Regions from separate parts of the Homo sapiens genome. Here region 1 is linked to region 2. Evidence: read pairs that join two places in POLR2A ChIA-PET (ENCODE). Cell type or tissue: Panc1. All regions are shown on one strand. Each heading gives the region's core, and the rest is flanking DNA. Links, peaks and the distances in the headings are about the cores only.

What was found. Peaks named below come from ENCODE experiments on the same cell type or tissue, not always from the same donor. Only the 100,000 strongest peaks of a DNase experiment are listed, where the experiment ranks them.
Region 1: POLR2A ChIA-PET joins it to region 2 with 8 read pairs; 3 of 35 experiments call an interaction of 5 or more read pairs at or near these places.

Annotation. Positions count from the first base shown.
Region 1 is chr20:1,411,233-1,420,307 of GRCh38, forward strand. LOC105372497 (a long non-coding RNA gene) reads right to left here. Exons shown (of 6, transcript XR_937193.3): 2 at 7,681-7,772; 3 at 6,152-6,323; 4 at 1-3,082. Among named protein-coding and RNA genes, the nearest start is that of FKBP1A-SDCBP2, 23 kb to the left of the region's middle. RefSeq lists an enhancer at 4,701-5,900. In Panc1, for the core only: no CTCF peak of the experiment used is centred there; DNase peaks (open chromatin) are centred at 3,119, 3,868, 4,389 and 4,929; H3K4me3 peaks cover 1,211 bases; H3K27ac peaks cover 5,000 bases.
Region 2 is chr20:1,257,329-1,266,403 of GRCh38, forward strand. It overlaps SNPH (syntaphilin), which reads left to right and starts at 8,966. Exons shown (of 7, transcript NM_001318234.2): 1 at 8,966-9,069. RefSeq lists an enhancer at 8,652-8,801. In Panc1, for the core only: no CTCF peak of the experiment used is centred there; no DNase peak of the experiment used is centred there; H3K27me3 peaks cover 525 bases.

The sequences.
Region 1 (9,075 bases), core at 2,300-7,299, 150 kb after region 2:
TGTCAAAAATAAATAAATAAATAAATAAGTAAATAAAAAAGATTGAATGCTTTGTTCCTAACATCAGGAACTAGACAAGAATGCCCATTATTACTATTTCTATTCAGCATTGTACTGGAGGCTCTGGCCAATGCAATAAGGTAATAAAAGAAGCTAAAAGGCATCCAGATTTAAAAGGGAGAGGTAAAACCATTTCTATATGCATATGACATGATCTTGCATATAGACGATACTAAGGAATACACAAAAAACTATTAGAGCTAATAAACAAGCTCAGCAAAGTTGTAAGATACAATATAAATATACAAAAATATTTGTATACCTATATACCAGCAATGAATAATCTGAACATGAAATTAAAAACCAAATCTCTTTATAATACTATTGAAAATAATAAAATAATTAGATATAAATTTAACAAAAGAAATGCAAGACTTGTACACTGAAAACTACAAAACATTGCTGGAAAACATGAAAATGTATAAATAAATGTAGACATATACTATGTTCATGGATTAGAAGACCTAATATTTTTTAAATGACAACACTCTTCAAACTGATCTAAACATTCAATAAAATCTTTATCAAAATCCGAATGGCATTTTTAGCAGAAATGGAAAAACAAATTCTAAAATGGCAGTAGCTTCTTGTTCAGGGCTCCTTGTTAGTGAGATAATCTTCCTGTCTTCACTGATCCTCCTGACCTTCACCTGATGCTGTCCTATGTGGGAAAATGGAACACTGGAAAGCCAACACATTTTTTTTTCTTTGTCTCTGGACTTCACTATCCTAGTAAGTGAACAAAGTCTTGACTATTAATTTCATTTGGCTTATTGTCCTAACTGACCATCTCAACACCTGTCATCTTGACAATCTTAAATTATTAAATATAACAATCAAAAGACAGATTGGCAGGGTATATATGTTGTTTATGATAAACTCATTTCAAATTCAACAATTTAGGTGGCTGAAAGTAAGCGATATAATAAGATATATTATGCAAATTTTAGTTTAAAAAATAGAAGTGGCTAAATGAATATCAGATACAGTGGACTTCAGAACCATGAAATTTACTAGAGTCAAAGAGGGATATTACATAAGAATAAAAGGATCAATCCACTAGGAAGACAAAACAATATTAAATGTGCAGGCACCAAGCAACAGAGACTTAAATATGTAAAGCCAAAGCTAATAAAACTGAAAGGAGAAATAGACAAGTCCACAATTACAGTCAGGGGCATAAACAACCCAATCTCAACAATCAATTGAACTACTAGGTAGAAAATCAGTGAGGATTTAGAGGATCTGAACAACACCATTAAACAACGGTATCTAATAGGCATGTATAAAATACTCCAACCAACAACACAGAATATAATTAGTTTCAAGAACCCAAGAAGTATATACCAACATAGACATATCCTGGACCATGAAAGAAACCTCAGCAAATTTAAAAGAATTATAATTATAGAGTATGTTCTCTGACAAAAATGGAATAAGCCTACAAATCAATAGCATAAAGGCAGAAAATCTCTAAACATGTGGAAAGTAAACAACATACTTCTAAATAATCTATGGCTCAAAGAAGAAGTTTAAAGGGAAATTTAAAAACTACATAAAACCAAATAAAAGTAAAAATACAAGATATCAAAATATGTGGGATGCAGCAAAAGTAATGCTGAGAGGAAAATTTATAGCACTAAATGCTTAACTAGAAAAGATGAAAGGTCTCAAATTAGCAATTTAAGTTAGTACCTCTAGAAACTAGAAAAACAAGAGCAACATAAATTCAAAACTAGCATAAGGAAAGAAACAGTAAAATTCAGGGCAGATATAAATAAAATCAAAAACAGAAAAACTAGAAAAACTGCAAAAAAGCTGATTTATTAAAAAATAAATAAAATTGATAAGCCTCTAGCAAGATGGAAAACAAAAAGAAGATACAAATCACTAGTACCACAAAGAAACAGGGAATGCCAATATAGATCTTGTAGCCTTTAAAAAGATAATAAGGAAATACTGTAAATACATTGATGCTCATAAATTTGATAACTTAGAAGAAATGAAACAATTCCTAAAAAATAAAAAAAAACTTCCAAAACCCAACCAGGATGAAACAGATAGTTTGGTCAGTCCTAAAATCATTAAAATGGCCAGGCACGGTGGTTCATGCCTGTAATCCCAGCACTTTGGGAGGCTGAGGCTGGTGGATCACCTGAGGTCAGGAGTTTGAGACCAGCCTGGCCAACCTGGTGAAACCCTGTCTCTACTAAAAATTCAAAAATTAGCTGGGCATGGTGGCAGATGCCTGTAATCCCACTACTCAGGAGGCTGAGGTAGGAGAATCACTTGAACCTGGGAGGTGGAGGTTGGGAGCCAAGATCGTGCCATTACACTCCAGCCTGGGTGACAAAGCGAGACTCTGTCTCAAAAAAAAAAAAAATTCATTAAAATAACTGAATTCATAATTAAAATGCTCCAAGCTGGATAATTCTACCAAACATTTGAAAAACACAACACCAATTTTACACAATCTCCTCCAAAAAATAGAAGCAGAGGAAACACTTCTCAATTCATTTCATGAGGCCAATATTATGAGACGAAATAAAAAGAAAGAAAATTACAGACCAGTATCTCTTATTAATTCTGATGCAAAAATCCTTGACAAAATATAAGCAAGCCAAATCCAACAATGCATAAAAATAATTATTCACCATTATCAAGTTAGATTTATTACAGCTATGGTAGTTCAACATTCAAAAATCAATCAATCCACCATATCAACAAGCCAAGGAAAGAAAAGCATATAATCATATGAATTGATGCAAAAAGAAAGCATTTGACAAAATCCAAAACTCATTAAGTCTCCCAGCAAGTCATAAATAGTGCAAAATTATTTCAACTTGATAAAGAACATGTAAAACAATTATACAAAACAAAAAAATCCACAGCTAATATACGTAATGGTGAAAGACTGCTTTCCTCTTATGATGCTTTCCTAATGGCGCTTTCCTCCTAAGACGGAAACAAGGATGTTCTGCCTCACCGCTGTTATTCTACACGATACTGGAAGGTCTAGCCCCTGCAACAAGGGAAGAAAAAGAAATAAAATGCCCCACGTCACAAAGGAAGACAGAAAACTGTACTATTTATAGGTAACCTGTTTGACTATGTAGAAAATCTAGAGGAATTTAAAATGCAACAAACAAACTCCAACTAAAAAGTGAGTTTACAAGGTCATAAGACACTAGATAAACACACAAACATCAGTGACATTTCTATACACTAGCAGTGAATCTATGGAACAAAACTTTAAACCACAATACCACTTATAATCTCTCCAAAGAAAATGAAATATTTAGCAAAACATGCATAGCATATGTATGCTGAAAATTATAAAATACCAGATAAAAGAAATAAAAGATATAAATAAGTAAATGAAAATACATACTGTGTTTACAGATTGGAAGTCTCAACATAGTAAAGATATCAGTTTTCCCCAAATTTATCTGTAGGTTCAATGTTCATATCAAAATCCCAGCAAGATTTTTTGTAGATATAGATAAGTTTATTTTCCAATTTATAAGGACAGGTATAGTCTCTAGAATAGCTAAAATAACCTCAACAAAGAGGAATAAAGTGGAAGGAATCAATCTACTCAATATTAAGGTTTACTTTATAGCTACAATAATCAATACAGCTTGGTAGTTTCTTATAAAACTAAACATGCAACTACGATATGATCTAGCAACTGCACTCTTGAGCATTTCAGAGAATTGAAAACATGTTCACTCGAAAATCTGTACACCTATGTTCACGGTAGCTTTATTCATAGGAACTAATAACTAGAAACAACCCAGAAGTCTTTCAGTGGGTGAATAGTTCAGCAAGCTGCAGTATATATATGTCATTAAACACTCCTTAGCAATAAAAAGCAATGAACTGTTGGTATGTGCAACAACTTGGATGAATCTGCAAGGAATTATGCTGCGTGAACAAAAGCCAACTGCAAAAGGTTACATACTGTAGGATTCCATTAATATTTACTCCACAAATATTTATTTTTGCAATAATAAAAATTTTAAAATGGAGATCAGATTAGTTAGTGGTTGTCAGCGCTTAAGGATGGGTAGGGAGTGGCTGAAGGAAGAAAACGGGATGCTTATGAAAGGATAAAGTCTTTGATATCTTTGTGATGATGAAGGTATCTATCGTGATTACAGTGGTGAATACACACACCTATGCCTGTGATAAAATTTGCATAGAACTAAATACACACCACACACACACGAGTACACGTAAAAGTGGGAAAATCTGAATAAGATGGGTGGATTCTATCAATGAAAATATCCTGGTCATGATATTATACTACAGTTTTGCAAAACGTTATCATTGGGGGAAACTAGGTAAAGGGCATATATGGGATGTGTCTGTATTATTTCTTGGAGTCTGTAATTATTTCAATAAATATTTTAATTAAAAAAAGAAGCAAAATACATCTGCCTACTTTCTGATCCAGTAAATCTGCTTCTAGAAATATATTGAATGGAAATATTTGCATGAGACAGGGCAATGGAGGTGGGGGGAAGGGTTAGATTCCAATCAGTGTTGAAGCTGGAGCCACCAGGACTTGCCAAGGAATTGAGAGTATCCCCGTGTCTCTGACCCAGTCTCCTCACGGTTTCCCGGCTTCACTCTGCCACATCTAATCCATTTGCCATCGTGTAGCTGAGATGATCTTCTACAAATTCACCCTGACCATGCACCTCCCTGTAGAGCCTTCTATGGTCCCCCACTGCCCTCAAAAGCCAGCATTCTTTTCCCTGGCATAGGAGATACTTTGATCTGGCCTCTCTGACTCATGCTCAGTCCTGTCCTGCAGCTCCCCTGACTCATTGCATTCCCTCTTGACACGAAGCCTGTGCAGATGCTGTTCCCTCAGCCTGGAAGACCTCAGTCTGGGTGACTCATGCTCACGCTTTAAGTCCCTGGTCAGACAGCACTTCTTCCGGGAAGCCAGCCTGACCTTCTCAGCAGGGTTCTAAGACCCATATTTCCTGCCTAATCACAGCCTTTTGCAAAAGTGGGTGGTAGTTGTCTCCTCACTGGCTAGGCACACAGTAGGGGCTCAGAGTGTGATTCCTCCAAGTAGAGGGGCTCCCTGTTGCCTCAGGACTAAGTCCAGATTCTGCACCATGTTCAGGAGATCCTGTAGCGTCTGGCCTCTCCTGACCTCCCAGCCCTGGATCTAGCCCCCATCTCTCCACAACTTTCTTTATTCAGCCTGTTGGCTTTTAATAGTTCTTCTAACTCTCCTCATGGTCTTCTCTCAAGGCCTTTGTTGATGCTGTCTTCTCTGCCCAGACATGCCTCCTTCTTCCCATTTTCACCTGGGTACCTCCAACTCATCCTTCCCACTTCAGTTAAAACATCACCTCCTCCAGGAGGTTTCCCTGACTGCTGGGGCCAGGTGAAGGCCTCTGTTATGACCTTTCCCATGGTACTCTGTGCCTCCTCCCTTCCAATGCACATCGTACTTTCATTTATTATTTTTTGCCTGTAATTACACCGGAATGTGAACCCCATGAGGGCAGAGCAATTTATGTCTTGCTCACTGCTGAATAGTGCCTGGCACCTAGTAGGAGCTCAGGACATGTTTGTTGAATAAATGATTAATATCCCTCCTGAGAGACAAATGCAGGCATGTGGCTTGCCCAGTTGACCAGGGGCCTTTGTGAAGGGAACAGCAATTCTGGGCACCAACTGCATGACAGGTACTCTCGAGACCCCACTTATTCCTCACCATAGCCCCTTGTGATAAGTTTATCATCCTTATTCTACAGATGGGTAAACTGAGCTCCAAGAGGTGAAATAACATCTGTAGAATCACTGCTGGTAAGTGGGGAGTCAGGATTTGAACCCAACTCTCTGGCCTTTGAAATTGGTTTCTTACTACAAAAAAGCACTGCCTCTTGGTGGTAAGAAACCAACTGGTTTTTCCAGATGACCCTGGGAGCTAAGAAAACCAATGCTTCTTGCATGCCCGTTCTGCGCCAGACACTGACATGCTCATCTTGCTCAGGCTCACCACAGCGCTGTGCGGTGGGAATTAGAGGAGGAGCCTGAAGCCCTGAGAAGCAAAGCCACTTACCGAGATCACATAGCTGAGAAGAGCTGAGCCAGGATTTACCCCAGGGTGTTCTGACTCCAAGGCTGGTGGGCTCAGGCAGGGTGGCTACACATTGGTGCCACCTCCCACTTCCTGGACATACCAGAATGATGACAAGAGGCACTGGAAGCTCCCACCTAGGCCTGCAGGGTTACTACAGAAAAAGACAAAGATCCTTTGAGTCATCTGGGTGAGAAAAGGCAGGGAATGACAGGCACAGTGTGGTGTGCTAGTGATGGCCTGTGCACAGATGGGGCTTTGCCAGTCCCTTTGCAGGGTGGAGATAACTGAACCTGGAGAGAGTATGGATTTGAAACCCTGTCCCCAGCTTGCACAGGGCTGCAAATCACAGGGTTATACGTGTTTCCTGCCTTCCTGGTGTGAAAGTGGCTGAAGAGATTGTGAGGCCAGCCTCAGTTTTCCCATCCCAGAAGGGGAAGATGCCCTTAGAAGTTGCCCCTGCCCTTCTGGAGACCCTCTTGAGACTGCAAGATTGGCCTCAAGGAAGAGGTCATCAGGTCTTTGCCAATTGGTCCCTGGGGCCCAGAGAGGGGCAGAAACTAGCCCAAAGTCACACAGGGATGCTTGGCTGACCCAGAATTGGGGCAGGCTTTGGAATCCCCACCCAGTGCTCTTTTTGCTGCCTCAGGCTGCACTTATGCTACCCCCTTCCACTTGGAAAGCCAAGGAGATGAACAAGAAGCCACTGAGTCTAGGGGTGATGGTGGAGGATGTGCTGGAGGCTGGGAAAGAGAGTAGTGAGGATGCTGCCAGGGAGCTGAGGAGCCAGGGAGGGGAGGGCTGTCTTAGTTATGTCAGGTTGGGGTCTGCCACGCACCTGTCATCTCAGTCTCATGCTCTCATCTTGAAGGAACAGCACCCAGATTTTCCTTTAGGGAGTCCCCTCCCAACTGCCCCTAAGTCCACTCCCCATCCCCAGCTTCAAGGCTCAGCCCATCAGTAAACTTCATCTCCCTGGCTACAGTGATTGGTTTAGGCAGCGTCATATGACTCCATTTGAGCAATGAGAGGCAGCTCTGGGATTGTTGCTGGAACCTCTGTGAAAGCAGAGGAAGCTGGAAAGGATGTAATACAGTAGCTGCTGATGATCATCTTGCCACCATAGGGGTAAGTCATCTGGCAAAGAGGTCAAGATAATGCTAGCAGGGTTGAGAGCCTGAGGCAAGGACAGATCCCTGAGGACACTGTCTGGACGTCTGACAATGGGTCATCCTGGCTGCCCTCTTTCCTAGCCTGCAGCACATCCTCCACCATCAGCCCTACATCCTGTTACTCAGGCACCCAACCATGCCGGAACAGCTATGGAATTTCCAGTTTTGTGAACCAATATACTCTCCCTTTGGTTAAGGCAGTTTGAGTTGTGTTTCCATCATTTGCAATTAAAAGATTCCTGCTACAAAGCCCTCATGGATCTGCATTTTTTCTCCCAGGTCTCTTCTACCACTAGAGAGTTGTGGACTCTTGGCAAAGGAGTTAATAACACTACTCACAATTCATGTCTTCATTCAATAAATATTATTCTTTACTTCATATGTTCCACGCTCTGGTTGTTTTGTGGGGAGCAAAAGAGAAGTTCCCATTTCTGTTTATGTTAGAAACAAAACAAGACAAAAAACAAATTAACAAGCAAATACATACTGATTATAAAATAATGTGATGTGAAGAAAAAAACTGCTAAGAAAGAATAATGAGGTAGGAGGGGGCTACTTGAGATCAGGTGGTCACGCTGAGAGTTGAGAGTGGAAAGGAGCAGCTGGGAAGGTGTCTGGGAGAAGGCTGTTCTAGGAGGCAGAAACAACATGAACCAGAAGCTTGAGGAAAGACTGTTCACTAGAGGAACAGAAGGAAAACCAGGGAGGCTGGACAAGAACAGGGATGGGAAGCTGACTAGAGTGTAGAGAGAAAACTAGGAAGACCTCATAGGGCCTTGTGGGTTTGAGTGTAATTCAACCAAAGAAGCCACTGTTCTTGCCTCCTCTCTCATAGAAAGAGAACTCCTGATTTACTTATTTTTATTATTTTTTTAAACGGTTAACTTTTATTTTAGATACAGGGGCTACATGTACAGATTTGTTACATGGGTATATGGCATGATGCTGAGGTTTGGGGTATGGTTCCCATCATCTGGGTAGTAAGCATATAGTTTTTTCACCCACGCCCCTTCCTTATTTCTCTCCACCAGTAGTCCGCTGTGTCTACTGGAGTGTCTGTTGTTGCCATGTTTATGTTCATGTGTGTTGTTCCCATGTTTATGTCTGTGTGTGTTGTTCCCAATGTTTAACTCCCACTTATAAGTGAGAACATGTGGTATCTGGTTTTCTGTTCTTGCATTAATTTGCTTAGGATTATGGCCTCCAGATGCATGCATATTGCTGCAAAGGACACGATTTCATCCTATTTTATGGCTGCATAGTATTCCATGGTGTATATGTATCAAGTTTTCTTTATATAATCCACTACTGATGGCACCTAGGTTGATTCCATGTCTTTGTTACTGTGAATAGTGTGGAAATAAAGATATGAGTGCATGTGTCCTTTTGATAGAATGATTTATTTTCCTTCAGGTATATACCCAGTAATGGGATTGCTGGGTTAAATGGTAGCTCCGTTTGTAGTTCTTTGAGAAATCTCCAAACTGCTTTCCACAGTGGCTGAACTAATTTACATTTCCACAAATGTAACAGAAAGGCCCAAAATTAACAGTAGATAAGACTTTATTTCTCTCAGGGAGAAAAAAAAGTCAACGTATAAAGCAACTCTTTATAAGGGTTCTCTTTTCTTTGCAGCCTCGCCGGCATCTGTTGTTTCTGACTTTTAATAATAGCAATTCTGACTGGTGTGAGACGGTATCTCACTGTGGTTTTGGTTTGCATTTCTCTGATGAT
Region 2 (9,075 bases), core at 1,598-6,597:
TATTGTACATTTCTACCAGCAATATATCAGAGTTCCAATTTCTTAATATCCTTGACAATACTTGTTATTTTCCTTTTTAAAAATTATAGCCATCCTAGTGAGTATCTCATGGTTTTGATTTGCATTTTCCTAATGACTAATTATGTTGAATATCCTTTCATGGGGATTTCCTAATAGTTTATTAAGGATTTTTGCATCTGATATTGGTCTGTATTTTTCTTTTACTGTCTTTTTCTGGTTTTGATATCAGGGTTATACTGGCCTCATAAAATAACTTAGAAAGTGTTTCTTCATATTCTATTCTTCTACAATAGATTGTGTATATTTGTGTTATTTCTTCTTGAAATAGTTGATAGAATTCACCCATAAACAATGTGGATCTGGATATTTATATTTTGTAAAGTTTTTTTAACCATGAATTTAATTTTTTAGTTGTAGGACTATTCAGTTACCTATTTCATTTTGAATGAGTTTGGGTAGTTTCTTATTTTAAGTAATTGGTCTATTTCATCTACTTTTGTGAGTTTATGTGTGTAGAATTGTTCAGAGTATTCCCTTATTATCCTTTTAATGTCTGTGGGGTCCATAGTAATAACCCCTCTTTCATTTCAGACATTGTTAATATGTTTTCTCTTTTCAGTTGTGCTAGAGGCTTATTAATTTTATTGATCTTTTAAAAGATTTTCTCTTTTGTTTTTCTGCTTTCTGTTTCATTTCATTTATTCCTGCTTTTACATTTATTATTATTGTCCTTTGGCTTGCTTTGGGCTTATTTTGCTCTTTCTAGTTTTATTAAGGTGGAGGCTTAGATAACTGATTTGAGATCTTCCCTCTTTTCTAACATAAACACATAAAGCTCTGTTTCCTTCTAGGTAACTGATTTGAGATCTTTCCTCTTTTCTAATATAAACACGTAAAGCTCTGTTTCCTTCTAGGTAACTGGTTTGAGATCTTCCCTCTTTTCTAATATAAACACATAAAGCTCTGTTTCCTTCTAGGTAACTGATTTGAGATCTTCCCTCTTTTCTAATATAAACACATAAAGCTCTGTTTCCTTCTAGGTAACTGATTTGGGGTCTTCCCTCTTTTCTAATATAAACACATAAAGCTCTGTTTCCTTCTAGGTAACTGATTTGAGATCTTCCCTCTTTTCTAATATAAACACATAAAGCTCTGTTTCCTTCTAGGTAACTGATTTGAGATCTTCCCTCTTTTCTAATACAAACACATAAAGCTCTGTTTCCTTCTAGGTAACTGGTTTGGGATCTTCCCTCTTTTCTAATACAAACACATAAAGCTCTGTTTCCTTCTAGGTAACTGATTTGGGATCTTCCCTCTTTTCTAATACAAACACATAAAGCTCTGTTTCCTTCTAGGTAACTGATTTGGGATCTTCCCTCTTTTCTAATATAAACACATAAAGCTCTGTTTCCTTCTAGGTAACTGGTTTGAGATCTTCCCTCTTTTCTAATATAAACACATAAAGCTCTGCTTCTTGGTAACTGATTTGGTATCTTCCCTCTTTTCTAATATAAACACATAAAGCTCTTGTTTCCTTCTTGGTAACTGGTTTGAGATCTTCCCTCTTTTATAATATAAACACATAAAGCTCTGTTTCCTTCTAGGTAACTGATTTGGGATCATCCCTCTTTTCTAATATAAACACATAAAGCTCTGTTTCCTTCTTGGTAACTGATTTGGGATCTTCCCTCTTTTCTAATATAAACACATAAAGCTCTGTTTCCTTCTAGGTAACTGATTTGAGATCTTCCCTCTTTTCTAATATAAACACATAAAGCTCTGTTTCCTTCTAGGTAACTGATTTGGGATCTTCCCTCTTTTCTAATATAAACACATAAAGCTCTGTTTCCTTCTAGGTAACTGGTTTGAGATCTTCCCTCTTTTCTAATATAAACACATAAAGCTCTGCTTCTTGGTAACTGATTTGGTATCTTCCCTCTTTTCTAATATAAACACATAAAGCTCTGTTTCCTTCTTGGTAACTGGTTTGAGATCTTCCCTCTTTTATAATATAAACACATAAAGCTCTGTTTCCTTCTAGGTAACTGATTTGGGATCATCCCTCTTTTCTAATATAAACACATAAAGCTCTGTTTCCTTCTTGGTAACTGATTTGGGATCTTCCCTCTTTTCTAATATAAACACATAAAGCTCTGTTTCCTTCTAGGTAACTGATTTGAGATCTTCCCTCTTTTCTAATATAAACACATAAAGCTCTGTTTCCTTCTAGGTAACTGATTTGAGATCTTCCCTCTTTTCTAATATAAACACATAAAGCTCTGTTTCCTTCTAGGTAACTGATTTGAGATCTTCCCTCTTTTCTAATATAAACACATAAAGCTCTGTTTCCTTCTAGGTAACTGGTTTGAGATCTTCCCTCTTTTCTAATATAAACACATAAAGCTCTGTTTCCTTCTAGGTAACTGGTTTGAGATCTTCCCTCTTTTCTAATATAAACACATAAAGCTCTGTTTCCTTCTAGGTAACTGGTTTGAGATCTTCCCTCTTTTCTAATATAAACACATAAAGCTCTGTTTCCTTCTAGGTAACTGGTTTGAGATCTTCCCTCTTTTCTAATATAAACACATAAAGCTCTGTTTCCTTCTAGGTAACTGATTTGGGATCTTCCCTCTTTTCTAGTATAAACACATAAAGCTCTGTTTCCTTCTAGGTAACTGATTTGAGATCTTCGCTCTTTTCTAATATAAACACATAAAGCTCTGTTTCCTTCTAGGTAACTGATTTGAGATCTTCCCTCTTTTCTAATATAAACACATAAAGCTCTGCTTCTTGGTAACTGATTTGGTATCTTCCCTCTTTTCTAATAGAAACACATAAAGCTCTGTTTCCTTCTAGGTAACTGGTTTGAGATCTTCCCTCTTTTCTAATATAAACACATAAAGCTCTGTTTCCTTCTAGGCAACTGATTTGAGATCTTCCCTCTTTTCTAATATAAACACATAAAGCTCTGTTTCCTTCTAGGTAACTGATTTGGGGTCTTTCCTCTTTTCTAATATAAACACATAAAGCTCTGTTTCCTTCTAGGTAACTGGTTTGAGATCTTCCCTCTTTTCTAATATAAACACATAAAGCTCTGTTTCCTTCTTGGCACTGCTTTAGCTGCATCACACAGATACTTATACGTTGTATCTTCACTTTTGTTCTGTTAAAAATATTTTCTAATTTCCCTTGAGACTTGCAGGTCTTTTACCTGCAAATTATTTGGAGGTATAGGATGTTCAGTTTCGAAGGGATATTTCCAGTAATTGATTTTGAGTTTAATTCCATTATGGTAAGAGAACATACTTTAAATGATTTCAATTATTTCAGATTCATTAAGATTTATTTTATGACCCTATACTAAGTTGAAAATTTGTGTATACATTTTGACTCCCCAAAAACTTAACTACTAATAGCCTACTGTTGACCAGAAGTCTTACCTATAACATAAACAGTCAATTAGCACATGTGTTGTATATGTATTATATACTATATTCTTACAATAAAGCAAGCTAGAGAAAAGAAAATGTTATTAAGAAAATCATAAGGAAGATAAATATATTTTCTATTCATTAAGTGGAAGTGGATCAACATAAAGGTCTTCATCTTCATGGTCTTCACACTGAGTAGGCTGAGGAGGAGAAGGAGGAAGAGGAGTTAGTGTTGCTGTCTCGGAGATGGCAGAGTCAGAAGAAAATCCACATGGAAATGGACACACACAGTTCAAAGCTGTGTTGTTCAAGGATCAATTCTGTTCTGCATTTGTTAGGTGGAGTGTTCTATAAATGTCAGTTGGACCTAGTTAGTTCATAGTGTTGTTTAGTTCTTCTACATCCTTGTTTATTTTGTCTACTAGTTCTATCAATTACTGAGAAAAAGTGTTTGTGTCTCCAGCTATAATTGTGGATCTGTTTATTTCTCTTTTCCATTCTGTCAGTTTTTGCTTTATATATTTTGAAGTTCTTTTATTAGGTTATATACATTTATAATTATTACATCTTCTTGGTGAAATGACCCTTTTATTATTTTATAATAATTCTCTTTATTCCTGGTAATATTTTTTGCTCTGTAGTCTACTTTTTCTAATATTAATATAGTTATTCCAGCTTTCCTTTGATAAGTATTTGTATGGTATATCTTTTTTTATCTTTTACTTTTAGCCTACCTATATCATTCATTATAGTTAAAGTGAATTTCTTATAGACTGCATCAAATAAAGTCATTTTTTTATCCATTCGGATAACCTCTGTTTTAATTGAAGTGTTTAGATCACTTATATTTAATGTAATTATTGACATTTTTGGATTTCAGATTTTATTTATTTAGGATTTTTGGATTTTATTTTATTTTTTTTACTGTTTGTTCCCTTTATTTTTTATTCCTCTGTTTTCCCCTTTCTTGTCTTCTTTTGGAATATTTGGAATTCCATTTTTATTTCTTCTTCTTCTTTTTTTTTTTTTTTGACAGAGTCTCACTCTGTTGCCCAGGCTGGAGTACAGAGGTGCAGTCTTAGCTCACTGCAACCTCTCCCTCCTGGATTCAAGCAATTCCCATGCCTCAGCCTCCTGAGTAGCTGAGATTACAGGTATACAACCACCCCACTCAGCTAATTTTTGTATTTTTAGTACAGACCAAGTTTTATATTTTTAATAGAGACCTGTTGGACAGGCTCATCTTGAACTCCTGGCCTCAAGTGATCCACCCACCTCTACCTCCCAAAGTGCCAGGATTACAGGCATGAGCCAGTGCACCCGGCCTATGGTGTTTTTTTTTTTTTTTTTTTACTATATTTTTTGTCATAGATTTTAAAAATAGCTATTCTAGGGGTTACAAAATACATACTTAACTTTTCATGCTCTACTTAGAATTGATATTTTACCACTTCAAGAGGAGTGTAAAAATCTTACACCATATAGGTCCCTTTATATTGTAAAGGAATATACATACTCCTCCTTTATATTGTACTAGTCTTATCTACACACATTGAACCCCCATCAACAATTGTTGCTTTCCACTGTCAAACATGTTTTAAAAGATCAAGAGAAGAATAGCCTATTACATTTACTCAAATATTTACCATTTTTGTTCTCCTTCCTTCTTGATGTTCCAAATTTCTTTCTAATGTAATGTCCCTTTTGTCTGAAGAACTTAATTCAGTAGTTCTTTTAGAGCAAGTGTGCTGGCAATGGATTATCTTCATTTTCCTTAATTGGAGAATGTGTTTATTTCACTTTCATTTCTGAAGGATATTTTTGCTGGGTACAAAATCCTGGTTGACAACTCTTTTCTTTAAGCAATTAAAAAAAATTGTTCTGTTTTCTTCTGCCCTCCATGGTTTCTGATAAGAAATCAACAGTTATTTAAATTATTATTCCTGTATTTTTTTTTTTTTTTTGACACAGGATCTTGCTCTGTCACCCAGGCTACAGTGCAGTGGTACAGTCAGTCATAGCTCACTGCAACCTCGACCTCCCGGGCTCCAGCAATCCTCCCACCTCAGTCTCCCGAGTAGCTGGGACTACAGGCAAACGCCACTACACACAGCTGATTTTTGTATTTTTTATAGAGGTGGGGTCTCGCCGTGTTGCCCAAGCTGGTCTCAAACTCCTGGGCTCAAGCAATCTGCCTCTTGGCCTCCCAAAGTGCAGGGATTACAAGTGTGAGCCACTGCATCCAGCCTATTCCTGTATTATTAATGCATCATTTTTCTCTGACTGCTTTAAAGATCTTGTTTTGTTTTTAATTTTCAGCAGTAACTGAAAACTATTATTATTATCATTATCATCATTTGATTTATTCTCTCTGGGGTTCACCAGAATGCTGGAGTTTGGAGCTTTATTTACTCTGTTCCACTTTGCTGCCTACTTTCCACAGTTGAACTTGCATCTGGGACCAGGAGGTAGGAGGACAGTGACAAAAAAACAACAACAGGGGCTCACCCTCCCTCAGGACTACAGCTACTTTTATTGAAGAAGTTTCTCCTCCCTCAGAGTTTTAGGCACCTGTGGGTTCCTGCTGTCACAGACACCACTGCAGGATGGCCTAGGGCCTGGGTCATGAGACAATGGAGAAAAGATTTGAAAGGAAAAGAACAATGATATCTCCCACATACTCTGCGCATCAGAAGTCCCTTTTCCTGATCTTCAAGTCAAAACTAGGGAGATTCTTTGGGAGCTTTCTCTTTATTGAGCCCCAATTCCAGATTTTGATCTGCCTTGAGACCAGGACAGGAGTTATAGGAAGAAATAAAGATGATAAATTCACCACTAGTTCAGTGGTAGGGTATATCAAATTCTGGCTTCTTCCCCAGTGTGCCTGCTAGTATTTTGTCTTCAGAATCCTCAAATAGCTGCTACATGCATTTTGTTCAGGTTTTATTGCTGCATTCTGTGGGAGAGTATGCTTAGCCAGAATTGGAATACAATTGTTTTTGAAACTAAAAAAATTTTTAATGTATTTTCAACTAGTCCAAAACAAAACAAAATTACTAATTTATTAGGAATAATTTTGTTTTATACTTATAATCCTCATTTGTTGCAATTTACATTATAACTAAACACCAGTTCTCTTCTCAATCATCTGCTTCCTGATGATAAAGAGAATACTTTACTAGCTAACACCATTCCAGATGGGAGTAATGTGAGTGAAGTCACTGTCTTGCTTTGGGGAAGTTCCTTGTGGAGATTTCTGGGAAATGTAGTCTTCTAAGTACCAAGCAAAAAAAAAAAAAAACCCAAAAAAACCCCCACACAAAACCCCACACACATACACACATGAGGATGGGACAGCCAGGCATGGTGGCTCAAGCCTGTAATCCCAGCACTTTGGGAGGCTGAGGATTGCTTAAGCCCAGGAGTTGGAGACCAGCCTGGGCGACATAGTAAAGCCCCATCTCTATTAATAAACAAAACAGCATGGGAACAGACAAAAAAATATTTTAATGACAATCTCAGAAATGTTCTCCTTCTAAACATGTAATAATTACATGGCTTCCTTTGGTTTCACTTTTAAGTGTAAAAATGTCACTTATATAATTTCAGTGAGCATTAGAGCAGATAAAACATTTTATCAATTAACTTGCTAATATAGCATTAGGTGTTTTGGACAGAAGACCTCAACATTTCACATGGCTTTTTCAACTAGTTTCCTATTCCTGCTAAATTGCTCTGCCATGTTTTTCTAGAAAACATAATATAATAATGGCTATCTGATAGGATATGGTTTAACGGAATACAGGAGAAAATAGAATCAATGTCCTCTCCAAAATTTATTAGCATTTGTTGCAAAAAAAGTAATGGATTTATTGCAGCTCAGAGATACAGGAAAAGATTTGACTGTGAAAAGCAACAGTAAACTTAAAATAATTATTTTTTCATGTACATTATCAATATTAACTGTTTCTCACCAGGCCAGTACTGCAGAGTCATGATGTAAATCAGTGAAGTCACTTTACAAATTCTTCTCTTGGAAAAGTCAGCTTGGGGCAGAGAGTAGAGGGTACCAAGTTCAGCACCGGCGAGAGTAAACAGACTTAAGGACTTAAGAGCCTTAAGAGACTTAAGACAAAAGGACTTCCAGGATGGCATCTGGCCTAGTGTTCCCATAGAAGACTGGGGCCTGGCACAATGTGTGCTTGCTTTCTCATTCACTTAGTCAATATTTATTGAGCTCCTACTATGTGTTAGGCACTGCTCTGGGCACTGGAAATACAGCAAGGGAAAAAAACAAAGTTCCTTCCCTCATGAAGTGTACATTCTAGTGGGAGTGATAAATGACACATAGTAAATATACACTATGTCAGCTGGTAATTAAGTGTAGCAAAACTAGGGGCAAAGGAGGTGGAGAGGAGGGAGTTAGTATTTTATGTAGAATGGTTAAGGAAGCCCTCTCTGAGACAGTAACATTTGAGCAGAGACCTGGAGGAAAGGAAGGATTGAACCATGTGGCTCTCTGGTGTGTTCTAGGCAAAGGGGACAGCAAATGCAAAGGCCCAGCAGTGAGGCCTCAGCAAGAAGGACAGCTTGATGGGAGAAAAGTGAGTGATGGGGAGAGCCACGCAAGATGAAGTCAGAGAGCTGGAGTAAGATGAGGGCATGTGGCGGAGAGCGATACAGAAAACCACTGGATGGTTTAGAGCAGAGTAATGACAGATCAGACAGGCCTGGTTCAGAAAGAAGGAGCCCATTCCCACTCCACCTACTTCCCACACATGAAGCAGATAAGAAACCAAGCCCAGAAAGTGAGTTAACTTATCTAAAGTTGTATGGCTAGAAATGGAAGGGCTAGGCAGAAAATCCAGTTTTTTGGACTTTTTGGTCTTCTTGTTTTCCCTGTGACAGATGGAAGACAGAGGGAAAAGAGCCACAATTAACATTTTAAGTTGTGATTGTTTATCTCTCCGAGATCTTTCCAATGATTCACCTTTTTACTACTTAAGAGGAAAACATTTCCATTTTCAGACACTTAAGATTCCTGCTATCATTGTTAGTAGCCCAAGTGCTTGTCATTCACATTAAATACCCCTGGTACTCAGACTTGGTTTGGGCAATGAAAAATGTTCCTAAAGGCTTTTAGATAAAAATTACTATTTCACTAGAGCCAACTATGTGCCAGGGAGTGAGACTGGTATCATCACCCCATGTTAGAGAAGAAAAAGCTGAGGCCCAGAGAGGTGAAGGGACTTGCACAGGGTCACACAGCCGACCAAGACGCTTTCCACCACGCCCAATCGATCGCCCAGCTCAAAATACCGGCTGGTGTGTAGGTGGGAGAGGCCGCCGCTCCCCGTGTGCTCGTTGTCTCTGTTCCCAGGCCCTCTAGAGCAAGATACTAACTATCTCTTTAAGAAGGAAAGTAAAGACGGGCCGCTTACGCAGCTGCCGGCGAGCCGCCGACTGGCTGGTCCCCTCCATCCACCTCACCCTCCCCGCCCCTCCCTCCCGGCAGCCCCAGCCCCGGCGAGCACCCAGCTAGCCGCCTCCTGCAGGGGCTCGGGAGAGCAATTCGGCGGCCCCTGCAGGGCAGCTGAAGCCATGGAAGCCTCCGCAGGTGATG